Regions from separate parts of the Homo sapiens genome. Here region 1 is linked to region 2. The links are chromatin loops, found by intact Hi-C in ENCODE. Cell type or tissue: PC-9. All regions are shown on one strand. Region 1 overlaps LGR6 (leucine rich repeat containing G protein-coupled receptor 6). Region 2 overlaps LGR6 (leucine rich repeat containing G protein-coupled receptor 6).

Region 1 (2,500 bases), 92 kb after region 2:
TCTACAGGGAGGCTCCTCAGAGATCTCTGAAGTTGGCCATTTCTGCACAGCCTGATGGAAAAGAGAAAATTAGGCATGTGGGTCCTTGAACAGCTTAGGGCTGGGGTTGCCTTCTCAGCTACTTTTACCGATTGCATGGATTTGCCATTTGTTTTGATTAGATTTGGCTAGAAACAGTTGAGCAGATGAAGGGGTGTCTTAGCTATGGACAGCTGCAGCTTCCAGACTGAGCTCTGGCTGGAGTTGGAAGTGGTTTCTCTTTAACTTCAGTCCTTCCCCCTCTGCTTCTAGCTCCCGGGAGCAGGAGACAGAACAATGAACTCTTCCTGGGCTTCTGGCTGATTGTGGGCTGTTAAAGATAATAGTCTATTAAGCCATGGATGAGTTTTCCTGCTGAAGTTTAGGGCATCATAAGCCATCCTGCAATGAAAGATACACACTGAGCCTGGTCTGCATGTTAGAGTCTAATCCCAAAGGCCAAGACACTGCCATGAAGCAGCCAGCTACCAAGGCCAAAGGAGCCCCCATCTTGAGACCCTGCACAGTGGACTCAAATGATCATCTACAACAATGAACATTCACATATGTGGCCTTGTGCCTGTGCTGTGGGAGATCCAAAAGTGAACCCATATGCTTCCCAACCTCAGCAAGCTTCCTGTCTCATTGGGGAGACAATATGCATGCAGAAAACCCAACTCTGGACTCAGATTGCCTGGACTTCAATCCCCGCCCTTCTAATACTAGCTGTGGAACTGTGGTCAAGTGATTATCTCCCTCTGTGCCTCAGTTTCTCATCTCCAAAATGGAGGCCATTATGGTACCTACCTCAAAGGGTTGGCATGGCAATTAAATGAATTAATATATGCAAATCACTAGAACCATGACTATTACATAGTAATTACTATTATCCTCTATTATTACCATTGTAATGCTATGCATGCAGAGGACGAAAATCCCAGAAAAGTTCCAAGAGAGTGAGTGAATCATTCTGACTACAGGGATTGGGTTGGATTGAGGGAGAAAGGTATAGTTGGACCGGACTTCAAAGGATGACTAGGATTTTAACAGCTGAGGATGTGGGGAAAGGGTATTTCAGGCTGAGGGCATGAGGGGCGCAAGTAACTACACAAGGGTGTGAAAATGGCACAACCCATTAAGGGCTGAAATGGCAGATGAAACTGAGGGATTAGTTAAGGGCATCGGAGCCCATTAAGGGATTTGGATTTTGTCTGTAAGCCCTTGTTCTGGAAGCCTTTCCAGATTTTTCAACAGGAGAGTGACAGACTCAGTTTTGCATTTTAAAAAGATCTTTCCGGCAGATGTGTAGTAGCTAAGAGTGTGGGCTTCAGACTCACACTGCCAGGGTTCAAATCCTGGCTGTGACACCGAATTAGTTCAGGTAGGCTAAATGGCTGTGACATATAGACTGAAACATGTATAATGGCACAAACACAATAGAAGTTTATTTCTGGATCATGTAACAGTCTAAGGAGAGTGTGTCTTCTTGGCAGGTGGCCTCATCCATGTGATGACTCAGGGATCTGGCTTCTTGGGAGCTTGCCACCTCCAGGGCCTCATTGTTTTTGGCCTGTAGCTGGTGGAAGGGTAGAGAGACCAGTGAGGAGACAAGTTGTCTATTTTATAAATCCTGGACTAGATACAGTATGCACCACTTCTGACACACCTACTGTGAAGGAGGCTGAGAAGTCCACTCTTGCTCCATTCCTGGCATTCTTCCTATTATGATAAGCCAGCACTGCCCAGTAGAACTTTCTGGGTTGACGGAAATGTTCTGCATCTGTTCTTATATGATAGTTGCTTGCCACATGTTGCTACTGAGCACTTGAAGTGTGGCTAGTGAAACTGAGAGCCAAATCTTACATTTTATTTATTTGTAGTTAATTTAAATAGCCACACATGCCTAGTGGCTATTGTATTGGTCAGTGCAGCTATGGAGAAAAGAGAGAGTAGATTTTTACTTACAGACAGTAGACTCTGCCACAGCCAGGTATCAGTTGTGTGATATGAGTGACTAATTTAATCTCTCTGTGCCTCGCTTTCCTCAACTGTCAAATGGGTATAATAGCAGTAACTGCCTCTTGAGGCTGTTGGGAGGATTAAGAGATTATTCAGTCAAAACACTTAGTGGCTGGCACACAGACAGTGCTCAACCAATGTTATCATATGGATGACTTGGAGGCAGGGACAGCAGATAAGAAGTGTATAGCAGTCCAGAGGAGACAGCCCCCTAGAATTACCTCCAAGTATTGCCCTTTGCTCCAACCAAGCGATATTGCTTGCTCTTTTCCAAACACGACTCCACAGCACTCACTTCCTCTAAGTCATGCTCTCTCTTCTTGATCCATTCATCCCTTCATATTGAAATCTTGCTGTTCTATGACACATGTCACATTTCCATGAAGCCCTCATGGTCTTTCCAGCTCTGTGTGATCACTGCAGTCTGTGAAGGTCCTGATGCTTCGTGTGCTCTCCACAGTCA
Region 2 (2,500 bases):
CAGGCAGCACCCAGACCAGGGTGGGGAAGAGAAGGGTGAAGGAGGGGTACAGTGACTCCAGGAAGTGGGGTCCCCTGGGGCTCTCCTGTGCCAGCCTTGCTCCAAAGTGGAGCCTAGTAGGGTGGGCCCATCAGAAGGCAGACCCGGGGGGTCGCCGGAGGTGGGTGAATGTGTGGGGGAGCCAACACCCCAGTTCAAAGGAAAGGCAGGAAACAGCCCTAGGCAAAAGAAAAAGGAAACCTCTCGGCTCTGGCAGCAGCGGGCATGGGGCGCGGCCGGGTGGGGCGGCTGGCGGAGGAGAAGAAAGCCTGGCTCAGAGCAGAGTTGGCCCCCAGCCCACCCCCACTCCACCCCGCCTTCCCCCCATTCCATGGGCTCTCAACCCTGATGGCCCCACATGCGCTGCAGCCTGCTTCCTGCACTGACCCACGCCCCCCGGGGGAGAGACACACAGGGCACAGAAGGTATCCCAATGGGGAGGCCCTGCTGGGCGCAGGCTTGAGTCTCAGCTCCACTGTTGATGAGCTGTGTCTTTGGGCAAATCACTTAACCTCCCCAAAGCTCCAGTCTCTCAGTCTTTAAAATGGAAACACTAATAGTATCTACCTCAAAGGGTTGTGAGGAGAAGCAAATGAGACAAAGAAAGCAAAGGGTTTTTTATGCTATAAGGGCTTACAAAATGTTTACTATTAATATTGTTTTTCTTATTGCCTTCAGCTACAAATAAACTACTGTGAAAAGGGCCCAGCAGAGCTACTGGTGACAGGACGGGGAGTTAGGATGGCAGAGTCTCATCTTCTGGAGCCCCATCAGATCACCCTTCCTTCCCTCCCACCCTCCTCCTTTACTAACAAAGCCCGTCCCACTGACTTTCAGGGAAACAGGCCTTTCAAGCAGCCAGTTCTGCTCTTGGGCTCCTGGGCCGGGATGGTGGAGGAAGTGATCCTTCTCCCAGGGGATGCCCGGAGGAGCTGGGGCTAAGCCTGCCGCCTGGTGGGAGACTCTCCAAAGAGGAAGAATCTGGGCTTCTAGGTTAGCACTGTCTGGAGAGTACAGCTTCTCCCCAGAAATCAGAGTTCCTTGAAATTAGAGTTTCTCTGCTATAGCCCAAGGAAAAGCAGGGGTGAATGGGTCATTTGGGATTGGGAGTGTTGTTGTGGGGGTTGGGGGCAGACATGCCCTGAGGGGCCGTGAGGATCCTCCTCTGAGCTCATTCTTAATGGGCTATGTGACCTTAGGCTAGTGAGTCACTATTGGGAGCAGGGCCAAGATCAAGGAGCCTGCTGGGGCTTCAGACACCTTGGGAAGGTGCAGGAGATGGAGTGGCGGAGAAAATGCCAATCTCCCTTCCCCATGTTGGAAATGGCAACTTCTTTTAGCCAAACCGAAATGAACTCACTGACCTGGGGGCTTCTGAGAATCGTGGGGTCCCCTTTGTACTAACTAGTCCATTGGCAAAAATGGAGTGATCTCCAGTCCCTAATGACAATTCAGGTCTCTCCTCCCGCCCTTCAGACATGGGAGAACAGGTCCCAGGAGGAGAAAAACACCCGAGAGGCCAAACTTGGGCAGTGAGCAGAGAGTTATTTTGGAATCAGCAAAAGGACATGGTGGGGGGAGAGCTCAGGGGTTGGCACTGTGCCCCCCGGAGCCATGCCAGAGCAGGCCATGGGCAGGCCGGCGGCTGGCGGGTTGGAGGGGAGCTGGGCCCGGCTACTTAAGGCACCTCCAGAACTGAAGTTTCCTTTGTGTCCCATCCCCAGCCCCCGCTTCTCTGCTACAATCTTTTGTCTCCTCCAGAAACCATCAGGGGATGCCTATGCTCTGTGTCTTCAATTCTCCCCATCCCTGGGAGATCAGGGCCCTCTCTGATTAACTGTGAGATGTGAATTTGAGGCTGGGACCAGGGAAGCATCTTGCGCCCAGCTCTCTGCCTCTCCTGTCTGCTCCAGCACGGTGAGGATACCTTCCTGGTTGATATTTTCATTCCCTGAACTGTGATCTTCTTCCAGAAAGACACTAGCTCATCAGGAACGTTCATTCTTGGGACCCAGTCTTGATGGCCCCCCATAGGTTCAGAGAGACATACATAGGAATCCACCATCACCCTGATGTCTCTTCCTTTACCAATAATAGTAATAACCAGCGTTTATTGAATGATTGGCATGTGGCAGGAAGTGCGCTCAAGCACTTTATCTGCATCATCTCACATAAACCCCATGAGAGAGGTGCTAGTGTTATCCCCACTTACCAATGAGGAAACCAAGGCTTTTCAGTGCTAAGGAGCTTGCCTAAGACAACCTGCCACTAGTTGCTGGTGGGGGGATTTCAGCCCAGGCAGCCTCCCTCCTACCCACTTTATCTACTGCCTCTCAGAGGCCCACAGCTGAGGGGTTTCCAAACTCCAAGGGAATGAGCAGGACTCTGGCTGCGTCAAAATCTCAGGCCAAGCACCCTCTCAAAGCCTAGTTACAGTTCCTGTCTTTCTGGGGGAAGGATC

The links. A loop is a pair of places that touch in the nucleus more often than their neighbours do. Peaks named below come from ENCODE experiments on the same cell type or tissue, not always from the same donor. Only the 100,000 strongest peaks of a DNase experiment are listed, where the experiment ranks them.
Region 1: a loop joins it to region 2, with 4 times the contacts of the local background. A loop is called at or near these places in 9 of 110 quality-filtered maps.

What each region holds. Positions count from the first base shown.
Region 1 is chr1:202,290,953-202,293,452 of GRCh38, forward strand. The region is part of intron 6 of LGR6 (leucine rich repeat containing G protein-coupled receptor 6); the gene reads left to right. Among named protein-coding and RNA genes, the nearest start is that of UBE2T, 50 kb to the right of the region's middle. In PC-9, no CTCF peak of the experiment used is centred here; a DNase peak (open chromatin) is centred at 1,529.
Region 2 is chr1:202,199,230-202,201,729 of GRCh38, forward strand. The region is part of intron 1 of LGR6 (leucine rich repeat containing G protein-coupled receptor 6); the gene reads left to right. Among named protein-coding and RNA genes, the nearest start is that of LGR6, 6.7 kb to the left of the region's middle. In PC-9, a CTCF peak has its summit at 1,018 (motif pointing left); a DNase peak (open chromatin) is centred at 1,232; H3K4me3 peaks cover 331 bases; H3K27ac peaks cover 643 bases.